Linked DNA regions of Mus musculus: regions 2, 3 and 4 are each linked to region 1. A link is a loop called in an ENCODE intact Hi-C map of the cell type or tissue named here. Cell type or tissue: heart. All regions are shown on one strand. Each heading gives the region's core, and the rest is flanking DNA. Links, peaks and the distances in the headings are about the cores only.

What was found. Peaks named below come from ENCODE experiments on the same cell type or tissue, not always from the same donor. Only the 100,000 strongest peaks of a DNase experiment are listed, where the experiment ranks them.
Region 2: a loop joins it to region 1, with 6 times the contacts of the local background. A loop is called at or near these places in 30 of 42 quality-filtered maps.
Region 3: a loop joins it to region 1, with 8 times the contacts of the local background. A loop is called at or near these places in 27 of 42 quality-filtered maps.
Region 4: a loop joins it to region 1, with 3 times the contacts of the local background. A loop is called at or near these places in 8 of 42 quality-filtered maps.

The regions. Positions count from the first base shown.
Region 1 is chr4:128,709,310-128,714,309 of GRCm38, forward strand. Phc2 (polyhomeotic 2) reads left to right here. Exons shown (of 15, transcript NM_001195130.1): 5 at 190-354; 6 at 1,749-1,835; 7 at 2,750-3,050. Among named protein-coding and RNA genes, the nearest start is that of Gm33712, 16 kb to the right of the region's middle. In heart, for the core only: a CTCF peak has its summit at 2,237 (motif pointing right); a DNase peak (open chromatin) is centred at 2,252; H3K4me3 peaks cover 1,348 bases; H3K27ac peaks cover 1,799 bases; H3K27me3 peaks cover 2,058 bases.
Region 2 is chr4:128,854,105-128,862,425 of GRCm38, forward strand. No RefSeq gene overlaps it. Among named protein-coding and RNA genes, the nearest start is that of Gm33814, 18 kb to the right of the region's middle. In heart, for the core only: CTCF peaks have their summits at 4,345 (motif pointing left) and 4,988 (motif pointing left); a DNase peak (open chromatin) is centred at 4,343; H3K27ac peaks cover 926 bases.
Region 3 is chr4:128,608,581-128,616,901 of GRCm38, forward strand. Tlr12 (toll-like receptor 12) reads right to left here. Exons shown (of 1, transcript NM_205823.2): 1 at 6,866-8,321. The coding sequence ends at 7,155. It overlaps Zscan20 (zinc finger and SCAN domains 20), which reads right to left and starts at 1,518. Exons shown (of 8, transcript NM_177758.4): 1 at 1,414-1,518. In heart, for the core only: a CTCF peak has its summit at 4,879 (motif pointing right); a DNase peak (open chromatin) is centred at 2,350; H3K4me3 peaks cover 499 bases; H3K27ac peaks cover 658 bases; H3K27me3 peaks cover 887 bases.
Region 4 is chr4:129,081,748-129,090,068 of GRCm38, forward strand. Rnf19b (ring finger protein 19B) reads left to right here. Exons shown (of 9, transcript NM_029219.2): 8 at 1,000-1,131; 9 at 1,981-2,779. The coding sequence ends at 2,443. Among named protein-coding and RNA genes, the nearest start is that of Tmem54, 20 kb to the right of the region's middle. In heart, for the core only: a CTCF peak has its summit at 4,553 (motif pointing left); no DNase peak of the experiment used is centred there; H3K27me3 peaks cover 742 bases.

The sequences.
Region 1 (5,000 bases), core at 1-5,000:
TCCAAGCCAGCTCTGGGGCAAAGTTAGAGGAACCACCCAGAGCCAAGTGCATGAGATGGTCCTAAAGGCCGCCACGTAGGCCATAGAACAGGAGAGAGGGAGGCAAAATACAGGGGACTGCTTGCCTGGCCTCCTGGGACACTGCTAGCCCAGCCTCCTGTTTTCTGATGTGCACATCTCTCTCATCAGCTCAATCTGGCAGCCTCCCCGGCAGCAGCCCAGCTTATCAACCGGGCACAGAGTGTCAATTCAGCCGCAGCCTCGGGCCTTGCCCAGCAGGCCGTGCTCTTGGGCAACACGTCCTCCCCTGCCCTGACTGCCAGCCAAGCACAGATGTACCTCAGGGCGCAGATGGTGAGTATGTGCGTCCTGGGTGTGTTCCTGGACTTCAGGGACACAATCAGGAAAGATAGGAGATTAGAGAAAGGAGCAGAGATCGCAAGGAACCAGGAGCAGGAAGAAGGGGGTGGAAGAAGCCTGAGGGCTGAGTGGGCAGCCGTAGGGATCAGGGAGGGTCAGGTCCAAGATGGAGCCAGGGAAAGTCACCCTACAGTGCCTCCCTTCCCTGCCCATCTCAGAACTAAGTTAGGGAGACGGGGCAGGATGCATGCCCAGGTGGTGCCTAGAACTCACAGGTGAGCAGACAGATTCTAGCTGCTCCACAGAGACGAGCTGGCTCCCAGGACAGTCCTCTCAGCTTGCCCCGTTCTATTTCATGTAGAACATACCTGACCTGGCACTGTCTGCCCCTAAGGGGTCCTTAGGTCTGGGAACAGCAGACTAGGAAGCAACCACGTAACCGTGGTGGGCTCCAACCGACAAGTCCCCGCCCGTGCCGCCCGTGCCGCCCAGGCTGAAGAGAAGCTGGTTTTCTCTTTTACCCATGATGACACCATCCTGAAGACAGCGTAGTCCCTCCCTGCCTTGCTGTTAAGGCCAGAGCATCACACCGGGGGCTGCTCTGATCTTGTTCCCTAGTTTTTCTTCCTGACTCCGAGCTTGTCGCTGCGGGTACTCTTCCCCTTCCCAGGCAATGCCTCAGACAGCATATGACTGGACTTCCATGTCCCCAGCCAACTGGCAGCCACACTCCACTTTACTCTATGTCCCCACTGGGGTCCTGATGCCCATCTGCTGCCCTCTGAGAGCAGAATGTACACAGAGGGAGTGATCCAGGAGGCCCCAGCACTGAGATGAAGGAGGCCCCCTGCCCCGACACCAGCTTATCCACATGCATGCAGAGACAGAGCCACACAGAGGTCAAGGTGCCAGCCAGTGCTGCCTCTTTACCTGCACCCCTCCAGATGAGACGCAGTCACCGTAGCTCCAGGCCATCTCCTTCCTCTGCTGTTGCTGCTTCCAGACTCCCCTCCCCACCCCCGCTGAATCAGAGCTTGACTAGAAAGTGACCACTGTGCAAACCGATTTAATCCTTTTTGAAAGATAATCTTATTCCGATCTAGCCCTGGGGAACAGAGCTATCTTAGACCTGGAAGATCAGCCTATGACAGCTGCCCAAGGTTCCTCCTCACAGGACTGAGGAGACAGTGCCAGATTCTGAGGCAACAGAGTCCCTCAGAACAAGGGTCCCGCTTGCTTAGCCATCCCCTGGCTAAACTGCTCTCCCCTGTGGCTCAGCCTACACTGGGCAGGTAAAAGGTGCCTCGTTCCCTGTGATTCCAGACCCAGCTAGGTAACTTGGTGCAGGTAGCTAGGAGCCTAGGCCCTCTGTTCCTTTGTCCCCTCAGCTCATCTTCACGCCCACGGCCACCGTCGCTACTGTTCAGCCTGAGCTCTGCACTGGTTCCCCTGCTCGGCCCCCTACCCCTGCCCAGGTGAGGACCCCGGGCTCGTGGGTGGGCAGGGGGGTGGGCAGCTCATAGAGGGGCAGGGGTGCTGGCAGTGGTAGGACTCGTCTATGAAGCAATAAGAAAATGGACTCGCTCGTTACCATCCAGCTGGCCTCAGCACCTCTTGGCTCCTCTGAATATAGGTAGGCAGCAGAGAGCACCGTGAGCCAGCACTGAGGGGAGGGGATCAGAGGCAGGGGCATACGGAGAGAAGGAACGGTATGGGTGCTGGCCTCCGGCCTTCTGCTACAGCACAGAGGAGCTATTCTGTGTGAGACGTCTGTGGGAACCTGAGAACGGACCTCTTACTCAGTCTGTCTTCCTACGCCATCTCCAGAAGGGGGACCCAAGCTCGAGGATGGAGAAGCTAGGTTATGAGTCCGGCACTGCCCCCCATTGTCCAGCAGAGGGCAGCAGGGACCAGGCTGAGTAAGCATGCGGCTGTCTTGGAAACGACCTGGCGTTAACCTGACTGTGAGGACAAGCTGAGCCTCTGCTTTGCCTGTCAGTCTTGTTCTGTTTTTTTCCATACCGTGCTTTGCCGCAGTAGGATGCAACGAATCCCGATAGTGTCAGGGGTGGGGAACGAAAGGCGCTGGCTTCCCTGCCCCTGTCTGCCCCAGCCGGGCAGCCCCAGAATTCAGTTCTGATCACTAACCATACTTCCTGTGTTCTTTACAAACTCCACCCACTCCGGGCTTCTCTTTCAGCCCCTAACTACCCACCCCGTGCGTCTCTCTTTCTGGTGTCTCTTCTCTATCTCTCTTTCTCTCACTCGCTCCGTCTAGAAACCATTTTCATGTCTGTAGTCCTGGATCTGCCCTAACTCCCTCTCAGGTGTGTGTTGCTGTTGCCCCGGCCTGCATTCTCTGGACTCTCACGGGGCCCCTCTTTTTCAGGTACAGAACCTGACGCTTCGCACCCAGCAGACACCAGCAGCAGCAGCCTCGGGCCCTCCCCCCACCCAGCCTGTCCTGCCCAGCTTGGCCCTGAAACCCACACCCAGCAGTAGCCAGCCTCTGCCTGCCCCACCACAGGGCAGGACCATGGCTCAGGGTTCCCCTGCGGGTGCCAAGCCTAGTGGGACTGACAATGCGCCAGAGACACTCAAGGCAGGAGATGGTAACTGCAACATGGAGGGCCGGCCAGGGCCTGGCCGGGCAGTTCCTGCTGTGGCTACTCACCCGCTCATTGCACCAGGTAAGGTCCCAGCACGATGAAGTCTGGGTTATGGATCAAGAGAGCCCTCCAAAGCTTCCAAACGTTCCTTCCCATATGTGCGTTAGGACACCAGACTCCCTGTCCCCTCCCAGTCCTGGGGTGTTTGCCAGCCCCAGGCTCCGGTTCATGCTTAGTCTGACTTTAGAAACCACATCCCTAGGGTTAAGCCTTTGCACCGACACAGCCCCGGCTCCGGGAACCGGTCACAGCCTTAGCCCTGAATGGGTGGGGACTGGTAGATGGACTATTTTGGGATCCCCAAAGTTAGTGAAAGGGATGTGGCCAGCCAGAGCTTGGGAGAGCCACAGGCAGAGGAGAGGCAGGAAGCTGACTCTAATCCTTCAGGAGGCCTTGGCTAACTTATATGGGCAAGCTTTCTGACTCCTCTGAGTTCCCAGAGGCTGGGGAGGTAAAGGAGGGTGACACTGTGGCCTGTTCTGTGTCCAAGCTCCGAGCCCCGCAGGAGAGTGGAAGGACCCCCTAACCTCGTGGACAGGAGCCTGGGATCTCCACACTTGAGAGTAAATTTAGAAGATTGGAAAAAAAAAAAAAAGCTGATTGTTTGCTGGGCCCATTCATTCTGCAAATGGGGGTGAATCAGTGGCCTCTGACTAGCCCCCGGCCCTGCCCACTGAACCTCCCAGCACTGGCTGTGAATGAGAAAATCTGCCAAGAGCTCTGGAAGCCTGGAAACAAACTTTCTAGTCGAAGGAAAAAGTGTGAGCAATTCAACAACAGAAGTAAATATAGCAGGGACCATATTGCTTAGATTAAAAACAGTCCCTGTGGCCAGCCACCAACCCTCATCCTCACCCACGCACGCCACTGAGAATCCAGTAGACGCCACACGGTCTCTGAAGTTTTCTTGAGAATCTATGACTACATTAAAACCAAGGTGATCAGGCTGGGGTGTAACTTGGTGATACAACAATACTTACCTAGAATATGTGAAGCCCTGGCTTTGATGCCCACTGTCACCAAAAAAGGTTAAAAAAAAAAAGTCAACTTATGCTTTCTTACCTAAGAGAATATACAGTTAAAAGCAAATCCATTCAGGCTTTTAATCCATTGTAGGTGTGGCAGGCACAGATAGTCAACTCAGTACCAGGCAGCTGACTCTGGGGTGCTGTCTCTCAGAGGATGCACCTGAGTTTTTTTATGTAGCCCAGGCCAGCCTGGAACTCCCCATCTTCCTGTCTCAGCCTCATGAATACTGGGGTACAGGTATATGCCAACACAGCCAGCTGGCACCCGAATCTTGAAGAATGAGCAGCAGTAGCCCGGCACACAAGTAGGGGTAGGCACCCTAGGCAGACTGAAGGAAGCACAGGCCAAGCGCATGAATACGAGTCATTTCTTCACCGTTCGGAGACTTCAGAAGTCACCCAGGACAAAGGACAGGTTAACTGACTTGCATAGGTCCTACCTGAGCTGAGAAGGGCTCCCCCTGCAGAGGCCTAAGGTTCCCAGTTGTCCCCCTGCCTGGCATTGCTATTTCCAGAGACTGCTCCAGCTGTGTTCTTTGGTGGAAAAAGAAACTGAGGCTGGACAGCCAGACTTAGGGGGGGGGGGGGGAGGGGCACATGTGATTAGAACATTAGCCTGGAGCTAGAGCAACAAGGCTCCTCCTCTTTCTTCCTCCTCCTCCTCCTCTTCCTCCTCCTCCTCTTCTCCTCCTCCTCCTCCTCCTCTTCTTCCTCCTCCTCCTCCTCTTCTTCTTCCTCCTCCTCCTCTAATTCAATAACATTTAATTTTTTTACTGAAAAAAATCATACAGTATATTGACCTCCCCCCCCCCTCCATTCCTACCAGGTTCTCCCCATCACCAACCACCCACCTTCTCTCTCCCTCTTAAAAACACAAACAAGCAAACAAAAACAAACATCAAAAATGGAAATCATAGAAGCCAAAGACCAGTAAGACAAACAT
Region 2 (8,321 bases), core at 1,876-6,875, 150 kb after region 1:
AAGGCATAGGTTCAAGGAATAGAAGCCAAGAATTCAATGGAGAAGCCATTTACCTGTTACACAGGTGGCATTAATTCTGTGTCCTTTGGTTGCAAGTAGCAACCAAAAGCACCTAACCAAAATGACCTAAGCAAAAATGAGAGCTTATTGGCTGACACTGTTGAGAATCAGAAGCTCGTGAGTAAGTTGAAGCAGGGGCTGTAACTGTGGTAGACACATAGACTCGGGGCTCTTGTCACCAAGGATATTAGTGATTTTCCTATTGCTGTAATCAAACACAGTTACCAAGGCAACTTACTGTTGTTGTTATTATCATCATCATCACCACCACCACCATCACCATCATCACCATCATGGTTTTTTGAGGCAGAGTTTCTCCCTATAGACCTGGCTGGCCTTGAACTCAGAGATCTGCCTCTGCCTCCTGAGTGAGGATCAAAGGTGTGCACCACCACTCTCCCTTACTGTGCACACAGTGTGACTATCTGTCTTAGTTTGAGTTTTATTGCTGTGAAGAGACACCATGACCATGGCAGCTCTTATAAAGAAAAGCATTCCATTGAGACTGGCTTACAGTTTCAGAGGTTCAGTCCATCATCATCAGGGCAGGAAGCATGGCAGCAGGCAGGCAGACATGGTGCTGGAGGAGGAGCTGAGAGTTCTACATCTTGATCCACAGGCAGCAGAAGGAGACTGTGAGCCACACTGGGTGTAGCTTGAGACCTCAAAGCCCATCTCCCACACTGACACACTTCCTCCAACAAGGCCACACGTCCTAATAGCGCCACTCCCTACGTGCCAAGCACTCAAACACAGGAGTCTATGGGGGCCCTACCTATGCAAACCACCACACCACCTACCTCATAAATCTGCTGCTTGATTTTCCTAGCCATGATGAGCTGAACCCTCAAACCTCGAGCCAGAGTAACTCCCCCTTTCTTGTGTTGCTTTGTCGGGCATTTTGTTACAGGGGCAAGAAAGGTAACTCGTACCCCAACCAAGGGCAAGATAAGCTGAGACCGTGAGATATTAACTTATGGCTCCAGGAACAGACTGGACACACCATAAGCTTCAGACATCAGTCTCACTGAAGCCCCAGTGTGGAGAAGCGGAACGTGGGTCAGCCTTGGAGCTGGATGGTGAGTTTGTAGATCTGATCTGGGACTCTGAGGTTTGCCAGACACCTGATGTAGGTGTGTTCTTTATCCTCTCTGAGCCTCACTGTGAACCAGGGGTTAAATATATACACTGGGTGGATTTCGACAATTAAAAATGATCTTAGGCCAGGCATGGCGACACATGCCTTTACCACAGTACTCAGGAGGGAGGCAGGGTCAAGGCGGTTCAAGGCTAGTCTGGTCTACAGAGTGAGTTCCAGGACAAACAGGTCTGAATATGCAACCCTGTCTAAAACATGCAAGCACACACACACACACACACACACACACACACACACACACACATCACTTCAACCAATAAATACCCTGATGCTGTGTTTTGATAAAGGGAGACATGACAGAGTCAGAACCAACCCAATGAGTTGATCTGCAAGAGCCAACAAGGAGGAGGAAGCCGGGGTGGACCCTGGCAGCAGGGAGGAAAGGCCAGCTCATGCAAAGGGCAGGAATGCCTAAGGCTCTCTGCCAATTCCACCTCAAAGCTGGCCTTGGCCCAAGCCTGCCTGATGAGGGCCCTTCCAGGCTCCCCACCCGTAGTCAGGACAGGTCTCAGCTCGTACCCCACTCCTCTGCCTGTAGCTGGGGTTTGCTGTAGCCCCACACATTCCTTTAGAATTGATAAGATTCTGAAAGCCACACCCTCTGCCCACTACCTTCTGGAGCTAGATAGGGGTGAGGCACTCAACCTTCCCCTCCACCCTACAGGCCAGCTGCTGGCAACCGATCCCACTCCATGTACATACATGCCACTCTTTCCTCATAGGCTTAAAGAACCCCCAGAGGGCCTCTGCCCATCTTGTGCTGACCCTGCCCCAGCTATTTTGTGGGGCTCCCCTCCTCAATCCCCACCACGCACCCATCGGCTTCATTCTTCCCCGCCCTGTGTGTGCTGGCTTCTTTTTATGTCATGTTGACATAAGCTGAGGTCTTCTGGGAAGGAGTCTTCATTCAGAACACACCTACGGGTCTGTAGGCAAGTCTGTGGGAGTTTTTCCTGATCGCTGATCAGTGTGAGAAGGCCAAGCTCACTGTGGCAGGTGCCATCTCTGGATAGACAGTTCTGGGGTGTAAAAGAAAGCAGACTAAGCAAGCTACCTGGAGCAAGCCACTAAGTGCCACTCTTCTGTTTCGGTTCCTGCCTTGAATTCCTGCCCCTGCTTTCCTGGATAATGGATTACAAGCTATAAACGGAACTAAACACTTTTCTCCCCAAATTGCTTTTGGTCATGGTGTTTATCACAGCAATAGAAACCATAACTAAGATATCATGAAGTCCATAAGTTAAAAAAACTTGCAGGTATGTGCAGCCTTGGGAAGACCATGGCTTGAGGGGTGAACAAAGGCACCCCAAACCCTCAGACATTCTTCATCTTTATTGTGGCTCATGGATACCAGGTATCCCGGGTCTCTGAAGGAAGCTTGCAATGTTTTTTTTTTAATATTTTTTTAAAGATTTATTTATTTTATGTATATGAGTTCACTGTAGCTGTCTTCAGACACACCAGAAGAGGGCATCAGATCCCATTACTGATGGTTGTGAGCCACCATGTGGTTGCTGGGAATTGAACTCAGGTCCTCTGGGAGTTAGTGCTCTTAACCCGCTGAGCCATCTCTCCAGCCCCTTGCAATGGTTTTTTATGAGTGTCGATGGTGGTCCAGATAGCCAGACTCCCAAGGCCTCTTCTCTCACCTTCCTAGACCTCTTCCAATCAGTGGCACCTTCATGCACACCAAGATGCCCGATATTGGGTACAGAACAACCAGTGTTATGGGGGTCCCAGAGGACAGGTCTTGCCTTCTGGAGTGAGTAGAGGACTTTGACTTATTACTGTGACCTGGAGCAAGCAGCAGAAACCTGCACATTTCTGTCACCTCACCTGGCAGTCACCTAGGAGAGATGGTAGACCTATCAATCACCTAAGTGGGATTTGATGAAAGAATGTTCTGGAAGAGCTAAGTAGGAGGCGAACAGCATAGCAGCTGTCTGTAAACAGCAGTAGTTGCTGTCATTATCAATATAAGCAAGAGAACAGGAGTCTAGATCCGTTCAGGCCTGGGATGGAGGGGAGGGAGCTGCAGCCACACCCTCCCTCCCCTACTCTGTGGGGAGCCCTGAGGAATGAGTTACTTCTCAGCTGCTGGCCCCTGCCCCCACAAGGCCCACATATCATTCCAGCCAGCCCTTCTCTGCTGCCACACTGGTGAGTCTAGTAACTCTGAGGCAAGTGTCTCAATGTCCCTTGAGCACAGTTGCCATTCCTCTGTGTTCCCTTCATGAGCCAAGTGAGGGCCCCCTTGGGCCTGCCTTACTCCTAGCCTGAGGGAGAGGCAGGGTTACCCTAGCTAGAAAATGGCTCCCCATCCCTCTATCAGACCTGGAGTGTAGCAGTGTTGGGGGAACAGCAGGGAAGACAAAGGAAGGAGACGACCCCTCCCCTTGCTCTGAATTAGTCTTAGATAACTCTTGTTCCAGGGCAGGAGTGGCCTTAGGGTCTGTGGACCTAGAGATGAGGCTGCGAGGGACTGGACACCCCTAGAGTTTCAAACTGAGCCTGGTGCTTTCAGACTTCCATCTTTTTTTGGCAAAACTGCTGTCCACTGGGCCCCCAGGTAGAACATCCGGCAGCCCGTCAGAATCTGACCATTAGATCCCGATGGTCCCTCGCTCCCAAGCCTCTCCCATAGTGTGGGTCCTCACAGGCCTACTAACCTGCACTGTTTAACTGTTTAGCCCACAGGGAGTCTGTTTAGACACAGAAGCCTCAAATCTAGTCAGGCTGGGAAGGAGCACTGCCTCACCTCCACAGCAGAAGCTGATGCGTCTAGGCTCCAGCTCTCTCTCTCTCTCTCTCTCTCTCCCTCTCCCTCTCCCTCTCCCTCTCCCTCTCCCTCTCCCTCTCCCTCTCCCTCTCCCTCTCCCTCTCCCTCTCCCTCTCCCTCTCCCTCTCCCTCTCCCTCTCCCTCTCCCTCTCCCTCTCCCTCTCCCTCTCCCTCTCCCTCCCCCCCCCCTCTCTCTCTCTCTCATACACACACACACACACACACACACACACACACACACACACACACACACACACACACACACAGATGCAGGTCCCTCTGATCTGAAAGTGAATCTTGCCCACTGCTGCCCTCCACTGGCCAGAGACAGAGTTGCTTCAGTCTCTTGGGAATCTGACTTCCAGACATATGGTTTGCCTCAAGGGACCCTAAGATACCTGATACTCTAAAGTTAAATCCTTAATAAACAAAGAGCTCTTAAAAAGCAGTAGGATGGAACATCTCTGCACATGCTTTTAATCCCAGCACTTGAGGGGCAGAGGCAGGAGAATGTCTGTGAATTCCAGGCCAGCCAGGACTACACAGATAAATCCAAAAGAAAAATGAAAGCAGGTAATAGACATAGTTCATTGGCTCATGCTTACATTCTTCCAGTCCCTCACCCACCCCCACCCACCCCCGCTCTCGTTTTCTCTCTCTGTCTCTGTCTCTCCCCCTCCCCACTCTGTGTGTGTGTGTGTGTGTGTGTGTGTGTGTGTGTTCAGGTCTGAGTCCAACTCAGCACTTGAGAGGCAGAGGCAGGACAATCTCTGGCATACATCTCCACACATCATGCACACATATAACAATAAACGAGTAAGTAAGTAAATGGTGGATTGACTAGGGCTGGAGAGATAGCACAGCAGTTGGGAACACTAATTCTCTTGCAGAGACCCTGAGTTTGATTCCCAGCATCTTCTTGAGGTTGCTCCCAATTGTGAATAACGCCAGCTTCAGGGGATCCAGCGCCCTCTGCTGGCCTCTGCTGGCACTGCACTCACATGCACATACCCACACACAGACATGCATACATGGGTAATTAAAATAGAAATATTTCCCAAAAAATGCCAAAAGACTCAGTGGACCATGGAAAGGGGACATGGAGTTGGGAAGGAGAACTGACACAAGGAGGGTATGGGAGGAGTTGGAGTGGCGGGGGTTGATATGAACCAAATACATTGTATGCATATTATGAAATTCTCAATGAAATTTTAAAATGCCAATGGAGGGACAGCAGAATGTCCCCACAGGTAAAGGAGCCATGGAATCTGATGACCTGAGTTTGATTCTCAAGGCCCATGTAGTTAAAGGAGAGAAATGACTCCAGCAAGCAGTCTTTTGACGTCCGCATTTGTGCTTGCTTCATACACACACACACACACACACACACACTAAATAAAAATATTTTAAAAGGTTTTTTAATGAAAGAGGAAAGACATTTAAAGATGTTCATTGTGGCAGTGTTGAGAATCTTACACAAGAAAGTAGAAGCCACTCGACATAAAGCTGTAAACCCGTTGTGACGGTGCATACATCCAATCCCAGCACTTGGCAGGCTGAGACAGGAGGATCATGAATTCAACCTTGGCTACACACAGAGACACTCTCTCAAAATCAAAAAAAAATCACAGTCTAAGGTGCTGGGGATCACAATATGAAGGAGATGTAATCTACCTAGCTCCTGTTATATTTTTTCATCATTTCACATTTAATTTATGTTTCTTAATACTAAAACTGAGTTTCTTTTAAATAGCATATACTTTTTAAATCTTAAAAATTTTCAAAAGTCAGTCCCTCTTTTTAAAAAATTATTCAATCTGAATGTCTCTGCTTTTAGATTGAAGTCTTTAGGCCTTTTGCATTTAATATAATTTTACTATTTTGTTTCTACCTGTTATTTTTATAAAGATCTATTTATTTGTATGTGTGTGTGTCTAAGTGTGTGCACATATTTATATGCAGGTCTGAATGTGCCTGTGCACACTCACAAGGCCAGAAGAGAGCACTAACTGTTCTCTTCAGTCTCTCTCCATCCCTGAGTCGGGCTCTCTCCCTGAACCTGAGGCTTGCACGTTCCTGGCTAGGCTGGAAGCCCAGAGGACCCAGTGACCTTTCTGTCTCCGTCTCCGTCTCCCTGGGTCACAGGCCTGTGCAGGATGTCTGGCTTGCTATGTAGACGTCAGACTTCCAACTCCAGTTCTCACGATTCCACAGCAATCTCTCTTAGCCAGCCAGCCTTCTCTCTGGTCCCTCCTCTTGTCCTCTGTTCCCCTTTCTCTTTTTCTGACTTCTCTGGGCTTTCTATAATTATATTAGATGTTATGTGTTGGCTTCCTAGTTAGGTCAGTGTGATTCTAGGAGTTGCTTTATGTATACACTATATACATTAGCACCACAGCGATATCATACCGCTTATCAGGAGTGTAAGAACTAGGGGGTGGCTGCTCTTCCAGAGGACCCAGGTTCAATTCTCAGCACCTACATGGTGGCTCATAATTGTAACTCCAGTTTCAAGGGCTCTGATGATCTGATGCCCTCTAATGGCCTCTATGGACAGTATACACACACACACACACACACACACACACACACACACACGTGTGTGCGCGCGCGCGCGCAATGAGAGACACAGAGAGAGACAGAGACAGAAAGAAAGAGAGAGCTAAAAATAAATTTAAAGAGTGTAAAAGTGCATGACAGTGTGCCCCCCTGTGCCCCACTGTGCCCCAATGGCTTCTGAGCTGCTGACACATATCTTTTCTCGACTTAGAACACTGCAGTCATCAAGCATTATTATGCAACTTTGAATAGTTCATTGTATTTTAAAGTGATTTAAGTAACTGGAGCCGTTCTATTTTGCCCACACAGTTATTACTTCCGTTGGCTTATTATTTCTTTATGTGGATCTAGCATCCCATATTCTCCTGTTTGAACAACTTCCTTTAACATTTCCTGTAGGGAAGTATTCTCATGTACAAAGCACTAGGGTGCCGTTCCCCAGCACCATAGACACAGAGACAAAAATAATTAAATAAGTAAAATATGAAGATAACTAGAATTTTCCTCCTTTTTATTATCTAGTGATTTTTATATGATGCTAGGTGTTGTCAATTTCATTTGCCTTCTTGGGTACTGGATTTTTTTTTTATGCTATAAACGTTGGCTTTATTCTAAACCTGGTTGAGTGATTTAGGAATAATTTGGTTCTTTCTGACTTGCTCTTATCATGTTTGCCAGGATCAGCATTTAAACACAAGGTAATTTCCCTGTTGCTGAGGCCCAAGAATTCTGAGACTTTCTGCTCTGGCTGGTAGGCACGGCGGGCACTCTCCTCGGTGGGTGACCTCAGTAGTCAGTACTACAGAGCCTGCTCTCTGTGTTTCTCGGTCCTACCGACTGCTTCCCCAGCCTCCTTGGAGCCCCAGCTCTGTCTCCTCATCTCAGGAAGGCATCCAAGGCCCAGCGTGGGCTGTCATCTGGCTGGAGTCTTGCTCTAGGTCTTCAGCAGGTGCACGGGGTGGCTCTCATCTGGCGTGTCTCACTGCCCTTTGCTCCCGAGTGTCCGGGATTCATCATCTACGTATTTTATTCCGGCTTAGTTGTTCCAGGTGGAGACATAAATCTACTTCCTGTGATTTCATCCTGGCAGGAAGAGAATTCTTCCCTTTGTAAGGCTAGCGACCTTAAAAAAATCTTTTTATCGATTCTTTGTTAATTTCATATCTTGCAACCTAGTCCCTCTCATCTCCCGGTCCCCTCATATCTGCCTGCGAAACTTGTAACCTTCTCCCCTAAAAGAAAGAGACATAAACATAAACAAAGTATAGCGATCATCTCATTGTGGACGCTGTAGTGTGTCACAGTGTGTCCCACAGTACATCCCTCTGTCCACACATCTTCTCTTGCAAATGTCCACTGTGGTGAGTCATTGGTCTGGTTTGAGATCTCTGGCTCCGGTGACACCATCAATATGGGATCCTCACCGGGAGTCCTCCTGGTCATCCTGTTGTTGCCCTGTGTCACGGAGATCCTGCAGTTTTGGATCAACCGAACTGGCCCTTTCATGAGGCCCAACCTTTAGCAGATGATAAAGATTTTGGAGTTGCCCAATTCAGAACCTTAGATCTGGACCTGGGTGGTAGCTGAGCTGGACCAGGACTAGTTATCTAGCCACCAATGTCACCACCGGCAGGAGGTAGGGTCAGCTCCCCGGCTCTCAAGCCTTCTGGATGGTTCACCCGCACCCACACCTCCAGAGCCAGCACCATTGTGCTGCCCAGTCAAAGTAAAGGGCCCACTCTCCTAAGTGCTGCAGCTTTCGAG
Region 3 (8,321 bases), core at 1,939-6,938, 99 kb before region 1:
CAGCAGATATCGATGTCAGGAAGAAGATTGAAGCTCACAGCCCTGGAAGTCCGTAGCCATTTTCAAACGTGGTCTAACAAAGCTCCCCCTGAGAGTCTTTAGCCCACATTCACCAAGTCTTTACTCATTTGCTGGATCTACATTAGATGTCTGCTGTTCTGGGCTGGACCAAAGAAAATGGAGATGATCCAGACACTGCCTGCCCTGATGAAGCTATCTAGTGGAAGAGACAAATAATAATAATGATAATTAATAAATTTAAAAGTCACAGATAATTATATTAATCCAATGTCATAAAGAAAGTGTGATTTGGGAGCTGGGAAGTTGGAGGTGGCAATTTGCTTAAGGAACTGTTGATTTGGTTCTTGAGTACAACGCAGAGAGAATGGGGGAGGGAGGTTACAGCAGAGAGGCAGGCTATGAAATAGTAGAGAAGCAAAATGGCCCACCTGGAGAATGGGAAACACCTTGGCAGCCCCGGAGCGTGCAGTATGGGAAAAGTGGGCTGCAAAGAGCATTATGAAGAATCTACTAGATCAGATTCCATTCAACACGTGTTGCATGCCAGGGATGGATTCCAAGCTGGAGAACAAACGGAAGGTATACAGTTGAGGGTTTCAACAGATCACACTAGCTGCAATGTTTCTCCGAGTTGGAGAAATGAAAATGTGGACACTTCTGCAGAGGCTCCCGGAAGACAGAGGTCATTTTAAGAGATACTAAAGAAATGGCAAGCCTCGAACAGTGTACAGCAAACGGCGTGGATGAAGAAGAATGCAGGCGCAGGTGGAATCAGCTGGTAAAACAAGTAGGTCAGTGGGCGGGTCAGCAGGGGTGGGCGGGTCAGTCGAGGGTGGGCGGGTCAGTAGATAAAGATGCCTTTCACTTCTATCAGTTATGAGGAAAGAAGTACAGGTTTGGGATTGAACACAATAGCCAGTCCCGTCACAGATGACATGAACGCAGGTGTCGAGAATGAAGCACTATTTTAAGGTCAGACTTTCCGCTCAGGGCCTCTTCACTTCTTTGCCAGGGCCCTTGAGTTCTCTCTTCCCTTGATTGTGCTTTTCTAGACCCTAAGGTAACTTCCCCTCACAGCCAAAACGCATCTCTACCACCTTACCCACAGACCTCGGTAAGACCCGTCTCACTGCCCGCCTCTCCAACTCACTCTTCATCCCGACCCCTCGGTGACCCTGCCCATCTCCACACGCTGCAGCCTCTGCCCGCCCGCACTCCCGCCCCGACACACACACACACACACACACACACACACACACACACACACACGCCACGATGCTTGCTTTCCCCTCTCACCTTCCCAGCTCCCCTCCCCCGCGGGTACCACCACCTCCAAAGCCTCCAGCCCAGCGCCTGATTCTCAACTGCACCCCATCCGCCACCCAGACTCACCCACAGAGACACCCACTTCTCAACAGGCCGGAAGTGCTCCCGGGCTCTTGCAGGGGATGCTGGGACGCATAGTCCCAGCGCCGCCAGCCCTGGAACCCGATCTCTGAGACCACAACTCCCAAAAGGCAACGCGCGAGCACCGGTGGCCACTCCTCTATCGGCCGCCTCTCAGATGACGTCAGCCAATGAGTGCCTCATCTTCTCAGGCGCTCTGGTACCGGAACAAATCTTGCAGGGCCAATGCCTGGGGGGGTGTAGCTCGATACTATTCTCTTCCATTGGTTCTGCGGTGACGGTGCCGCCTACTGGGTGGAGTCTAGATTAGAAGGGCGTGGGGTCGGGGTCTACTGAAGAAGCGTGGGGCCCCCTGGGTTGAGCTGGAGAGAGTAGGGAAAAATAATAAAAAAAGGAAAGAGGGTGAATACAGTGACCATCTATTGGGCAAGAGAGAGTTTGTCTGTTGTAACTACAATTTCAAATTCACAAATTCACAACTTAGTTGAGTGGTTTGGCAGAGTTCTATATCTCACCTCTTCACTTGTGAAGTAAGAATAATAGCATTCATGTGACAGGTTTATGTGAGGCATCAGTGAGGCAATAAACCTAGAACTGTTAATTCGGATCCAGGATCCAACTATAGATAGCAGATACTAGCCATTTTTATGTAAATTAGTCTTACGGAGTTTGAATCCCTGGGTGTCAGAAACACGTTAATCCCTGTAGCTGAATAATCTTAGTGTAATACTTAGTTGCTTTGTTCCACGGTCCTGGCTAGTTTCATGCGAACTTGACACGAGCTTGAGTCATCAGAGAAAAGAGAGATTCCGTGAAGAAGATGCCTTCATAAGAGGGACTATGGGAGAACTTGCGGGACTTTCTCGTAATGATTGATAGTGGAGGGCTCAGGCAATTGTGGGTGGGGCTACCCCTGGGCCGGTGGTCTAGGGTTCTGTAAGAAAGCAGACTGAGCAAGCCAGTAAGCAGCGTTTCCTCCATGGCCCCTGCATCAGCTCCTGCCTCCAGGTTCCTGCTTTGTGGGAGTTCCTATCCTGGCTCCCTCCAGTGACAGATTACAACGTGGAAGTGTAAGCCGAATAAACCCTTTCTTCCCCAAGTTGCTTTGGTCACTGCGTTTTGTCATAGCAATAGAAACCCTATGATAAACACTGTAAATACTCTTGAGGTATGAGCCATCTAATAGGAAGCTGGAAATGTGGGTCTTGTAGTCAGTCAGCCATAGATTCAAACCCCAATTCATACATCCCATCTGTATGTCCTTGAACAAACAAACAACTCCATCACGATTGTCTTTTTTTTTTTTCAGCTGTAAAATTTAGGTGACAGAACAAAACCTCCATCTCAGGGTAGGTTCCTGGGAGATTAAAGATAATATGTAGGTAAAACATGGAGTCCAGCCACTTGCTTTCAATGTGGGATCTATGCCTTGATACTCCCTAGCTGCAAAGCCTCCAGCAAACTCCAAACGCCTCTTTTGTAAACATGTTTGTGTGGATAGATGCACTGTGCATGCAGGTGCATGTGCCTGTGGAGGCCTGAGGTCAAAATGAATGCCCTTTTTGGAGCATTCTCCACCCTGATTACTAGAGTGAGGGTCTCTTACTGAACTGAAGGATCCAGCTAGGTTAGCTAACCCATGAGCTCTGGGAATCTGCCTGTCTCTGCCTCCCCATCCCACTTGCCAGTACAGGCGTTACCTATGGCACTGACACTCCTGGCTTTTATATGAATGCTGAGGACCTGAACTGAGACCCTTATTGAACATGTGGCAGGTACCTTATCAATTGTGCTACCTCCCTGTGGTGACTTGAATATCCTTGGCCCAGGGAGTGGCACTATGAGGAGGTGTGGCCTTGTTGGAGGAAGTGTGTCACTGTGGGGGTGGGCTTTAAGACGCTCTTCCTAGCTGCCTGGAAAGAGTCTTCTGTTTGCCTTCAGAACAAGGTGTAGAATTCTCAGCTCCGGGCTGGTGAGATGGCTCAGTGGGTAAGAGCACCTGACTGCTCCTCCAAAGGTCCAGAGTTCAAATCCCAGCAACCACATGGTGGCTCACAACCATCCACAACAAGATCTGACGCCCTCTCCTGGAGTGTCTGAAGACAGCTACAGTGTACTTACATATATTAATAAAATAAATCTTTTAAAAAAAAAAGAATTCTCAGCTCCTCCAGCGCCATGCCTGCCTGGATGCTGCCATGCTTCCAGACATGATGATAATGGACTGAACCTCTGAACCTGTAAGCCAGCCCCAATTAAAGGTTGTCCTTTATAAAAGTTGCCTTGGTGTATGGTGTCTCTTTATAGCAATGGAAATCCCAAACTAAGATACTCCCCTAAACTGCTAAGGCTTCAGTTTCCTCGTCTGGAGAATGGGTGTAATAATACTGAAATCTTCCTTTGAGTGTTGTTGGGAAAAAAATATGCAAAGTTTGTGAAGAGCTTGTCTCCCTCCTGGCGTTCATAAGGTTGAACGACTACTGGCTATTATTTCTATTGAGACCCATGAAACTTGAGCAAATTTGACAGTAGCTAGCATTGGGAAAGGGCTCACTACGTCAGCTAGTATTGCATTTGGGGGAATTCTACATCTTAGTTTTAGTAACTCACTTCAAATTCCTTAGCTAGAAATTATATTCTAGCCGGGCAGTGATGGCGCATGCCTTTAATCCCAGCACTTGGGAGGCAGAGGCAGGCGGATTTCTGAGTTCAAGGCCAGCCTGGTCTACAGAGTGAGTTTCAGGACAGCCAGGGCTACACATAAAACCCTGTCTCAAAAAAAAAAAAAAAAAAACTAAAAAGAAAAAAAGAAAGAAAAGAAATTATATTCTGACTTGTTTTGTTTTGTTTTATTTTGTTTTTTGAGATAGGGTTTCTCTGTGTAATCCTGGCTGTCCTCGAACTCATTCTGTAGACCAGGCTATCCTCAAACTCAAGAGATCCACCTGCCTCTGCCTCTGCCTCTGCACCACTGCCACCCGGCTTCTGATTCATTGCTTAATATATCAGTGATTTACTTAGCGTATGTAGTGTGCTGGTATTAACAGGTTACATTAGTACACCTTGTTCAATTGTTCCCGAAGCTCTGTGAGGTTGGTACTGTTACCCCATTTTATGAAAAGGATGGAAGCTTAGAGATATAAATAAATTAGCCTGCTCAAAATCATATGCACAGTAAGTACCAAGGCTGGAATTTGAAATCCTAAAACCCCAGAAGTTACATTGCTTGCTGCCTGACATTTCATGAAGAAGAAGCTAAGGACTTGGGTAAACATTGACACCGTAAGGAGGGCTGAGTGGGCTGAGTGTGTTGGATAGAGTGTTTGCGTCTGAAAGTGGAAAGACACTTTTGCAGGGACCTGTGAGACCTCCACATCAGCCATTCTATCCTAAGGAGCTGAAACAAACGGAGCTAGTGCGCAGAAAGAGAAATATGCTATTAGGTCACAAGAGGGCGCACCTCACCCTAAATCCAGCCTGGGATTGTAAGATGTCTCTTTGCCTTTGTCTAATTAAAACCTAGCCTTTTAGAAGTGGAAATTTAAAAAAATAAAATAAAATAATCCCTAAGAGACCAAATCCCAGCCAGAATAAACCTCGGGTTCTGCCTGTTTTGGCGGCATGCTGCATTTGCCAATGTGAATCTTTTCCGCTGACAGGACTAGGCTCTGAGGATAAAGACATCAGTCTTCGTCTTTGCTTCAGGACCCAGTCTCCAAACTCACAGGATCAAGTACTCCTAGCCGTAAAACACACTTCCAGGGCACATGTTTCCAACATATGAGTATTTGCTTATAAATGATACAAATGTAGTAATATAAAACATCGTTTTAATTTTTTTAGGATTCTTATTTTTTTAATTACGTGCATGTGTTAAGTCTGGCATGTTCACATGAGTGCCAGTATACTCTGAGACCAGAAGAGGACGTCAGGTTCCCTGGAGCTGGAGTTAGAGGTGGTAATGAGCACCTGCCCCAAAGTGAGTTGCTAGTGCAAACTCAGGTCCTTGTCAAGAACAGTATGGATTATTATCATCGAATATAGATTATGAATTCAGTCCCGTAATAATAAACTCCTATTGAACACATGTGTGATAAACTGGGTGGTTTTCTTATTCTTTCAATCACATTAACCCATTTAAGTCTCACAAAATACTGGGGGTGGGGGGTGGTGCTATTCCATTTTACAGAGCAGGAAACTGAGGTACAAACTAACATACGAAAGCCACATAGTTTAAAAAGTAGGCAATCTAGCTTCAGAGATAGGTACGATTTTGAAGAGAAAAAGAAAAATAAAGCTGGGCCAGATAATCCACACACCCATAATCCTGGCACTGGAAATTCGGAGGCAAGAAGATTGGGAGTTCGGAGCCATCCTCGGTTACTTAGAGAGATCCAAAGCTAGGCTAGGCTGGGGTTCGGGGTGAGAGGAGGAGAAAAAGAGAAAAATCTTAATATAGTACTTTCTTCCAAAATGCTGTCCCAGGCTGGGAGCTCAGCACAGACCTCTGGAGAAAGCGACTGATGGCTGAGCTTAACCTTACAGGCTGTTGTGCAGGTGCTCAGGGAAAGGTGTTGTTCGTAAGGAAGCAGAATGTGCAAAGGCCCGGGGGCGAGGGTTCTCGAGAGCGAGGTGCTCTGGGAGCCACACGTGGCTGGTGCCATACAGCTGGAGCATCCAGGGTGACGGTGTTTCTCTGAGGCTCAGGAGGATGCACTACATGAGAACACAGCTTCATGTGTTCCCGGAAGGAGAAATGATCTGTCTGCCTCCCAGTTGTTTGGACCTCAGCTGTCAACTCTGTCATAGCCTAAAGTCACCTGAGAGGAAAATCGCAACTGAGAAATTGCCTAGAACAGATTGGCCTGGGGGTATGTCTGTGGGAGGACTTGTCTTGATTGTCATTTGGAGAAACACATCCAGTGTTAGCCACACCAATCCTAGGCAGTGGCCTTGAACCCGATAAGAAAGCAGGCTGAGCATAAGCCGGCTCGCAAGTGGCACCTCCATGGTTCTTGCTGTACTTCTTGCCTGTGAAGTGAGCTCCTTGGTTGGACGATAATGCTGTGTGAAATAACAAGCAAGCCTGCCTTGAATTTCTGCCTTGACGTCCCACTTCGACAGAGTGCAACCTGAAATTGTTGAGGAGGGGACCACAAACAAACAAATAAAAACCCTTTCTTCCTTTAAGTTGATTTGGCCTGGGTGTTTTATCACATGCACAGAAGTGAAACTAAACAGCCTCTATGGCACTTGATGCAAAAAGACCCACTGGCGCACGAAGGTCAGGCTGAACTTGACCTGGCCCCAAGTTCTGTAGCTTAGGAAAGCCTTCCCTCCTTCCTAGCGTGCCCATGAATTTCCACCTTCATTTCCCGCTTTGCTTTCTGCCCCTTGCATTTCTACTAAATAAAAAGTTCAACCATGCCACGCATTTCATGAATTTAGCAAGTTTACTGAGGATTTGAAGATCTTGGGAATGTCACATACCCCGCGGACACCTTCCATCTCTCAGTTTTCCTCATTCAACCTCCAGGCCCCCCAAAACCTGTGTTCACAGCACGTGGATTCCTGCGCTGCAAAAGGCTGACTTCAGCCTCTTAGACCCACTGTCCCCGACCCTGCACCTACAAACACACCAACTCCTTGACAGGCAGGCTTGCTTCCCTTCCCCCAACCCCACCCCAAAATTCACATGCACCACCCCACACCAGTGCTGGCTATGGCTACCCTAGCCTGCTCCTCAGCCAAGTCCAGAACCCACTCTTTCTCTCCTCTTCCTCGGGCCACAGACAGTAGTCTCCTCTTCGAAGCAGCCGAGCCAGTCTGTGGTAACCCGGAAGCTGGTGCCGAGAAATGGGTTCCAAGAAGACTAGCAGCAACACTGGAGGGGACGGGGCAGCCAGGAGGAGAGAGGTGGCCAAGCGGAGCTCCAGGCGGCATCGGGGGTTACACAGGGCCTGCCCACTCAACACGCAGAGTGTGGTACGGCTGCTCAACATGCTATCTACCACATTATCAACTACATCCTTACCAGGCTCAAAGTCACGCTCGGGGAGACAGAGGCGCAGGCCCAGGCCAGCTGGAAGGAAGCCCTCCAGAGCAGGCAGAAGTTCCTCTATCACCCAGCCCTGGTCTTGCCTGCAGTGGGACACGAATACATCAAAAAGGAACCTCTTCCCCTTGTCTCCCTTACCCCTCAGACCCTGGAGCCAAACCCTGAACAAGGCCTGCAGGTAGGGGATCCAAGAGTTCCTGGCTTCTTGGAGGAGAGGCAAGGCAATTAGCATGAACACCAAGGCAGAACTAGCCAAAAAGAGTTTCAGCTCCAACGTCTGGGGGCAGTGGTCCCAGAGAAAGGAGGGAAGGGAACCCCTAGCAGAGAGCCTGTCTTGTCCTGGACATAAGCGATTGTCTCTTATGTATATGTACGTTTTAGTGGACCGCTTAACCCATGGCTCCATCCACGCATTGGCACAGTGGCAGGCCAGGTTTGACTCCAGAATGTATATATAGTGGGGCATCTGAGGGCTGTACTCCCTCAGACTGTCCTGCAGCATCAAGTCCTTCTCGTATTCTAGCACTAAGACCTGGAGACTGTGCAGGCGCTGGAAAGCAGCAGCCGACAGTGACTTGAGGCCTGTGCTGGATAGCACTAAGGCCTGGAGCTGTGGAAGGTCACCCACCAGCTCCTCCAGCTGCACCGAACGGGGCTGGGTTATGGACTGAAGCGACGCCAGCTTCAGCTCCCGTAGGCTGGGCAGCCCAGTGATAAGGCAGGGTCTGGAGCTGTTTCCAGCACCCCATACCCTCAAGGACTGAAGTTTGGGGAGCTGCCAGAGGAAAAGGTTGGAGGTACCCTGGGAGCAGAAGGCATCCAAGCTGTTCTTAAG
Region 4 (8,321 bases), core at 1,648-6,647, 370 kb after region 1:
ACATAGTTGGAGCGTGACTTGCTGAGACTGCAGTGCAGCCGGCAGCTGCTGCATCCAGTGAAAGCCGTTCCTTTATGGGAAGTGAATGAGTCAAATGGGCTGGACTGCGAAACCCATTATGAAGAAATACTGAAGTGCAGAACAAAATGGTGCTGAGCCAGAAAGGAAGCAGTTAGGGGTTCCCAGCCTTGAAACCCTATTAGGAAAGTGCTGTTGATGAGGGAGGAGGTTGGCTCCTATATGCCCTTCATTCCTGCAGCCTGGAGGTTACCTGATTACTACGTGTTTGAGTTCTTCCTCTGTGTCCAAGGTAGAAAGGGCAAAGCAGGAATGAGTTGTGAACTCTTCCTTCCGGGGCCTCACAGAGCAGTGGAGAGAGGTGTGGAAGTTGGTGCAGAAGAGGGTTGGGCACTCAGCTGGAGGTGCCTGCCGGGTGCTGGAAGAGAGAGAGTAAGAGGAAATGGTAGTCCTTTGTTGTTAAAGACCTGGCATAAGTTGTTCAGGCAGAGAAAGAGAAACTTTTGAGACAGGGCATAGCATCCACAAAGCCATGGAGGTACAGAATGAAAACTCAGGGGTTGTGATGCTGGAATTGGGGTAAGAAAAGGAACCCAAGCCGCTAGCAGGTCGGGAAGGCCACAGATGTCTGTAGGCAGGAAGGGGGCCAAGAGTTAAGAGATTTTAGGATGGTTGGGTCTTGGCCTGCGTTGACACTGCTCTGGAAAGTTGCTTGACTTGAATTTAGGGGCTGCTGGACACAAGCCCGGTGTTGATTTTTTTAGTCAAGGACTTATGTTAAAGGGACAGAAAGGAGGGGGCAGTTTCACTTGATATGTAAGAGAGGAACTATGCTGGCATGTATTTGAACTGTTTGGCAGTTGGAGGTGATCCAACAGATTATCACAGTTCTCAAGAGAATAATGGAAGAGGTGTGTTCCAGGAAACAAACCGTCAGAACCCTGCTTCTCCTGTTAACTTGCACATCCCCTCTTTACACAGGTTAGAAGTTCAAGCTGATGTCCAAAAGGAAATTTTCCCCAAAGACACAGCCAGTCTTGGTGCAATTAGCGACAGCGCAAGCACTCGTGCTATGGCCGGTTCCATAATCAGTTCCTACAACCCACAGGACAGGTATGAGCAGGCAGAGCCCGGGACAGCTGTATTCATTGGGTAATAGGTCCTCAGCGCTCCCTTCCTCATCTCAGGGCCCTGGGTGCCATCTAGTGGAGATGTGGCGTGCTTCTGAATCCATTGTGCTGGAGTGTTCATCTCTTAAATCTTGTTAGCCTTTGACTTTCCTCCCTCCCTCCTTTCTTCCCTCACCATCTCTTTCCCACCTTTTCCTTCTTTTGTCTAGCTGTTGCAACAGTGGAATTATTCAAATGGAGTTTAAAGAGCTAGACTGATGTTAGCTAGGGCCTGGGTCTAGATCTCCTCTCCGTTCCACTGCAGGAGGAATGAATGGCTTCTGACTGTGATGCAGTCGTAACAAGCTGCCAGCTTGCTCTTACATTTCTATTAAAAGTAAGGTAGGATGAGGTACTTAGTTGAATTCTGGAAGCTATTTATTTGTGTGTTAGATTGTTGTAAATGAGTATGCATATATGTATACCTACATGCCAGAAGAGGGCATCAGATACCATTACAGATGGTTGTGAGCCACCATGTGGTTGCTGGAAATTGAACTCAAGACCTCTGAAAGAGCAGCCAGTGCTCTTAACTGCTCAGCCATCTCTCCAGTCCCTCTGGAAGCTCTTTTTAGATGTTTTAAGGAGAGCAAGCGTGTGTGTGTGTGTGTGTGTGTGTGTGTGTGTGTGTGTGTGTGTGTGTGTGTAAAGGGAAAGTGAGAAGTGAGCTCTGGTCTACGTGGACCCACCTCTTCTAACTACTTAAGCCAAAACCCAGAAACTATTTTAGGAGCAGGTATAATATAACATAACCTATGCGTGACTCTCAGCACAGTGAATTTTGTTCCCACAGAGAGTGCAACAATATGGAAATCCAAGTGGACATTGAAGCCAAACCAAGTCACTATCAGTTGGTGAGTGGCAGCAGCACAGAGGACTCGCTCCATGTCCATGCTCAGGTGGCAGAGAAGGAAGAAGAGGGTAATGGTGCTGGTGGTGGCAGCGGTGGCAGTGAAGACGATCCCCCTTACAAACACCAAAGCTGTGAACAGAAAGACTGCCTGGCCAGCAAGGCTTGGGACATCAGCCTGGCCCAGCCTGAGAGCATCCGCAGTGACCTGGAGAGCTCTGACACGCAGTCAGATGACGTGCCAGACATCACCTCAGATGAGTGTGGCTCGCCCCGCTCCCATGCTGCAGCCTGCCCCTCCACCCCCCAAGTCCACGGTGCACCGAGCCCAAGTGCCCACAAGAACCTCGCTGCTCCAGCTGAGGGCCAGACTGTCTTGAAGTCAGAAGAGTATGAAGTGGAATGAAGGCCCCTGTTCTGAGAAGCACACTTGTTGTAACTGCATCTTTTGGAATCTTTTTCGGGGGAGGGTGGGGATTTATGTATTTTGTTTCAAAGATTCTCTGGTCAGGGTTCCCCCAGGGAAGTTCTGAGAAATTTACAATTTCTTACCAGATAAAAAATGAAATTTGCCTCTAGTATCCCTCCCCCTATCCTCTCATTTTTAGTTTTAATTTATTGGCTAAACTGATGTTGGCAATCTGTGAGGTGTGTCAAAGAATGTACATATGTATGTGTGTATATTGTATGTATGCTAACATTATTGATGACACATTTTAATAAAGAATTCTGTCATAACTGACCTCATGTCACTGTCCTTGGCTTGGGTAGTCCTGCAGAGCCAAGTGTTTATTGGAAGAGTAGTCTATCTGTCTGTGAGAGGCCTGCGGTTTTCTAACCCCAGGGAAGAAGGGTTTTACTCCCTCCAACTGCAGTGGAGTCGCTTGTAGAGCAGCTTCTCCTCCCATACAGGAAGCCAAGGCAGGCTTGCTGTAGACTGGAGTCAGGCTGAGTCTGCAATAGCGAGGAGACCGAGTTGCACCTTTTTTGCCCTCGAGAGGCAGTTCTGCAGTTTTCCTGTCAGAGCCAGATTCATACTCACCACACTCTATAGTCAGTGTTTAGGGGCAGAGTCTGTGGAGAGGGCTTGGTGACCCCGCAGGGTTACAGTTAGGAAGCAACTGGGGCTGAAACCCAGATCCCTGTGCATACTGTGTAGCTGCTCTACCCCTGAGCCGCATCCCAGCCTAGGAGCCAAGCCTATGGGAGCAAGAGCTGTTTCTGCAAGATCCCAGGCAATAGCTAGCATAGATGTTGGCTGTGCTCTCAGGTACACGCTCCCTGCCAGCCTAGTTAGAGAGAGGCTGAGAAATGCGGCCTCCAGGGAAAGCAGCGGGCAGGCGTGCCGCCCAAGTCTCCCTTGAGCTTACACGGTTAGCAGGAGTGAGCTGTTAGTACCAGAAATCTGGGCACTGTCAAGAATAAGGTCCTTGGGCTGGGGGGAGCGGGGGGTGGTTCAGCAGAGGCATGCTTGGCTAACGTGGACAAGGCCCTGGGTTCAGTCCCTGGTACCATAAAGTAATAATAGTAATGATAATAAATAATGTCTTTAGGAATGAAAGCTCATACAAAGAACTGCAGAGCAAGAGATTCAATGTCAGAATTCCAGATCTGACTGTCAGTTACTTTCCTATGCCCCCATTTTGCCCAATCCTTAAACCAGAATCAGGCAGCTTGTTGATCGATCGCCTTAGCACTGGGCCCAGGGGAAGAGCCGAATGCATCTTTGTCTGAGGACCAGCTGCCTTTCTGTTTGTATTCACAGGTTTACCTGCTGCCTTATGCAGTAAAGGATGGGGCGTCCAGACAGCAGCCACTGTGGAAGATCTTACTTCTCAGGCTCCACAGGCCACCTTGCATTTCCTTGCATATTGGAACAGGAAATGCTGTTAATGGACTTGGCGTCTCAGTAAGAAAGTGTCCTAGAGATGTCCCGGTGCGACTAAAGGAACCTGTTGGGGAGAAAAGGCAGACAGTTTGGAGACCCCTGAAATGCAAACAACCCACTCGAGATTTGCAATTCTTCTAAAGCCTCATCAAAAAAGCACTTAACTTGGATAAAGTCAAAGGCAGTACGTCAAAATGCGTGGTCTAGAGTCAAACCTGTAGTCTTTGTTGTTGTTGTTGTTGATTTGTGCTGTCCTGGAACTCACTCTGTAGACCAGGCTGGCCTTGAACTCAGAAATCCACCTGCCTCTGCCTCCTGAGTGCTGGGATTAAAGGCATGCACCACCACACCCAGCCAAACCTGTAGTCTTTATCTGGTAAATGTATGAGGTAATGCTATAGAACTGGGCGGACTACTCACTCCCCCATGTCTGTTTCCTCTTAGTCTGATTCTGGGGCCACGGGTTAAGATGCTATACTGAAAATGCTTTGGTAAAGGCCATGTTTCTAATAAGGAGCAAAGTCAAGAACACTGGGTGTCTTGATACTGGAATTCAGTCTCAGGCTTATTTGACGTTCCCTAGTGTGAAACCAGCTGAGAAGGCTCGTTGGTGCCATCTGGAGGAAGAAATGGGTAATGCTCTACCTCATTCGCATCCTTTCACTGAGAGGCCCAGGACACTGTAGGTATGGAAGGTAACAATAGGGAGAGCACACGGTTTCTGTCTCCATGGGGCTTACATTCCAGTGAGAGGAGACGAGATGGATGCTACCTACATGAGGAGAGGTATGTTCTTGGGAGCGAGTGACAGACGGGGCTGTTTCTGAGTGGCAGTGTTTTTGCTTTCCAGCACTGTGACAAAATACCTGAGATTTCACCTGGGAAAGAGGAAGGGGCCATGGTCCTGTGGCTCCATTGCCATTGGGGCTGCAGTGAGACAGAGCATCATGGTGGGGGTGGAGTGGGATTACCTGGTGGGAGAAGCTCTTCTCAGCTCATGGCAGCCGGGAACCCCAGAGGGATGTGCTCACAATATCCCACTCAAGGGTGTGTATCTCATGGCCTAATTTCCTCCAGCGGGGCCTTCTTTCTTAGTTTTGACCACCTTCCAACACCACCAACCCAGCTAGGGACCAAGCCTTAGACAGATAGCCCCAAGCCCAAACTAAGAAGGGAGCAGAGAAACCATGTCTGAAGATACAGCACACTATCGTGTCTGTGATGGGCACGCTGTGGGTCGAGTCAGGGAGCAGAGCTGCTTAAAAGGCAAGGTTGTGCAATGCCTCAGAACAGCTTGGGAGGAGAGGTCAGGAGGAGTAGCACTCGGGCCAGTGTAGTGGGTGTGTGCAGCCAGCTTCCACAGGGCACATCTGGTCCCTTGACATGACAAGAGGCTTTGGGCTTGGTGGATGAGTAACGTGTCCCTAACACACCGTCTTATACTGCAGAGGCCATCAAGCTTCGAGCATCGTGTCTTCCTTGAAGCCAAGGCTCTGTGTGTAACTCGTCTTGCCAGTGAGATGCATGAATGCAGTGTAGACAGAAGGGACCAACGGGGAGACTTTCTTTAGCTTCTTTGGCTGACGCTCCTGCAAAATCGCCACACCTCAGATTGCTCCTCAGCGGTCCAGGGTCAGCAGTAGCTTTTGGGGTATGCAAGGGCATCTCCAGCCGGAGGCAGCAGCTTGGTGCATGTTCTTAGAGCTAGGTGGCTCCTCATCTCTATGGTGATGTAGCCGTTCCCATGCATGTGGGGATAACTGTGGGGACCTAGAAACACAGTCTCCAGCCCCTCAGGGCTTTCCAACTCTTTGTGAACACTTCCTTTGTCTGCATTGAACCCTTTCTACTTAAAATTGTTAATGTTTGGGGTTTGTTTGGGTTTTTTTCCCCCCTCTGTAACTTCTGTTGTTGTTGTTTCAGAAACAGTAACAGTACAAACCTTAGCTCAGTCTTGACTAAGTTGGGTTTGAAGGAAATGAGGATGTCATAGCTTTGGGATATGGTAAACTCCAGTCACCCGACATGCAGTCTTTTAGAAGAAAGACCGAGCATCTGCAGGGAAAGGCCAGCACATAGGGAACAGGGTTGGATGACAGAGAGAAAAATGAAGGGTTCCAGACACATCCCATAGATCCCTAAACATCTTCCCTTGTAGCCACAAGCCTGACATATTTGAAGTAAAATAGGGCCAGGCCGGGTTTCCTGTGTGGTAGGGCATTGCTTTGTTGAAGCAATAGGACCCTGAAATGAGAGGTGGGAATACTCCCTCTGCTCTGGGTAAATCCATCAACCCCACTGTCTCTCCCTACAAAGCTCCTCCCAGCATAGAAGGAGCACTCCTAATTCCCTCCTGTGGAGAACCTGGGGGTCGCCACCTCGGAAGAGAATGCCCATCCCTGTTCCCCGGCCACACCCTCTCGTTAACCTCATCAGAGCTGGAGTCAGGGTCTCTGCCTCTGGAAGAAGGTGCAGCCATCAGACTGAGCAGGGCTGAGACACTCAGCAGTTCTCCACAGAAACCTGGCAATGTGTGGATTTGACTCTAGAGCTGTCTCACCAAGAAGAGAGAATGAAAATTCTATTCTTGTTGGTTGAGTTGGTCCGTATGGACAAAGACACTCTGGAGTCAAGTCTGGTTCCTGACTTTGGCAGCTAAGAATGGTTCTCAGCTGAGTGGTTGGATAAAACTTAGTCTTTAAGGTGGCCTATACTCAAAGAAATTGATATGCCTAAAATTCCTTAGTCTAGTTGGAAGAATCAAAAGCACAAAGATAGAAATGTAGATTATAGACTATGTGTGTGACTTTGTTTTGTTTTGTTTTTGAGACAGGTTATATAGACCAGGCTCACCTCAAACTCACTATGTAGCCAAAGATGACCTCAAACTTATTTTAAAAACAAAGTTTATTTTAGCAAGCAAAAAGATTTTTAGCAGGTGAGAAGACAAAAGAAAGAATGTAGAGGAGGAGGGACTGGGTTGAGCCATGATCCTCAACCCAGCCCTGAAAGCCATGATCCTCCGTGTGCTGCTGAGGTTACAGTGTGTGCTACCCAGCTTGGATTCTGCCGCGCTGGGCATGGAACCCAGGTCTCCGTCATGCCAGGCTAGTGCCCTACCAAGCAAGCCATCCATCCCGACCCCTTAGCTTGCATTTCTGTTGTCCAGATTTTTCCAGTCATCAGTCCTTTCACCATGGCATTGGGAAGGTCAGAAGGAAAGGGGACACCTACTGGGTTTTATTTGGTGGACAAACTCAGGTTCTCAGGAAAGTAACACTTGCCAACCGATCTACCTCCCAAGGCTGGACCTAAAGACTTTAAGGAATGTAACCACTAAGTCAAAATCCTTGACATTTGGTAGGCATGATGCAATCCTGAAGTGACAGGGCCAGGGGTTATTCTCCAGGCAAAAAAACGCTGAAAATTGTAGTTTGTGTGTGTGTCTGTCTGTCTGTCTGTCTGTCCCCCAAGATCTAGCAATTAGAAGCCTGTCTGGAGCCACCAAAACAGAGAGCTGTGGGGTGCTGGGTCTTGGATGAAAAAGCACGGGAACACCATCAGAACCACGTTAGAGATCCAATTTCCTACAAAGATCTTAAGCCCCGGTGTTCCCTGCTCCTGTGTTTAGGGCGGTAGAAATGCTAGGTCTTTAGGGATTGCTTGGAAATCGGCCTCAAGCTGGCACAACTACATCAATTTAAAAGGAATCTGCGGTCCACTCATTAGAAGAGAGGTTCTAGGCCTATCATGAATTGAACTGTCTCCTAATCCCCACTACCTCAAAATGTGGCTGTATTTGGAAGCAGTGTTCTCCCAAATATAGTTAAGATGTCAACCTGAAGCAGGATAGCCTCCTCCTAACCCAGTACGGATGAGGTCTGATGTCTTAAAAAAAGAAAAAAAAAAAAGGATTGGGGGCTGGAGATGTGGCTCACAGAATGTATGAGGCCTGGTGGGCTTGATTCCCAGATCTCTCTCTCTCTCTCTCTCTCTCTCTCTCTCTCTCACACACACACACACACACACACACACACACACACACACACACACACACACAAATGGGGAGCAGATATGTGCACAGAGTAGACATCGAAGAGAGATGGAAATGACGGAACCAGGAGAAGCCAAAGACTGCAAGACCCCGGGTTGCTAAAAGCAAGGATCGGATTCTCCCTTTCTAGCCACAGAAGCTTAAAGTACAGATCTAAGGCTGACGGCGCCCAGACCCAAAGCAACCAACTCCTGTGATAAAGCCACATGGCTTTGGCACTTTGTCAAGGGGTCAGTTAAGAAAGGGAACTGGGGCCCGGGTCTAGCTCACATTGCTAGTCTGTGGTCCTTCCTCTCCCAGTTCCTGTAGACTAGAATCTTCCCACTGGCTCAGAGTGAAAGC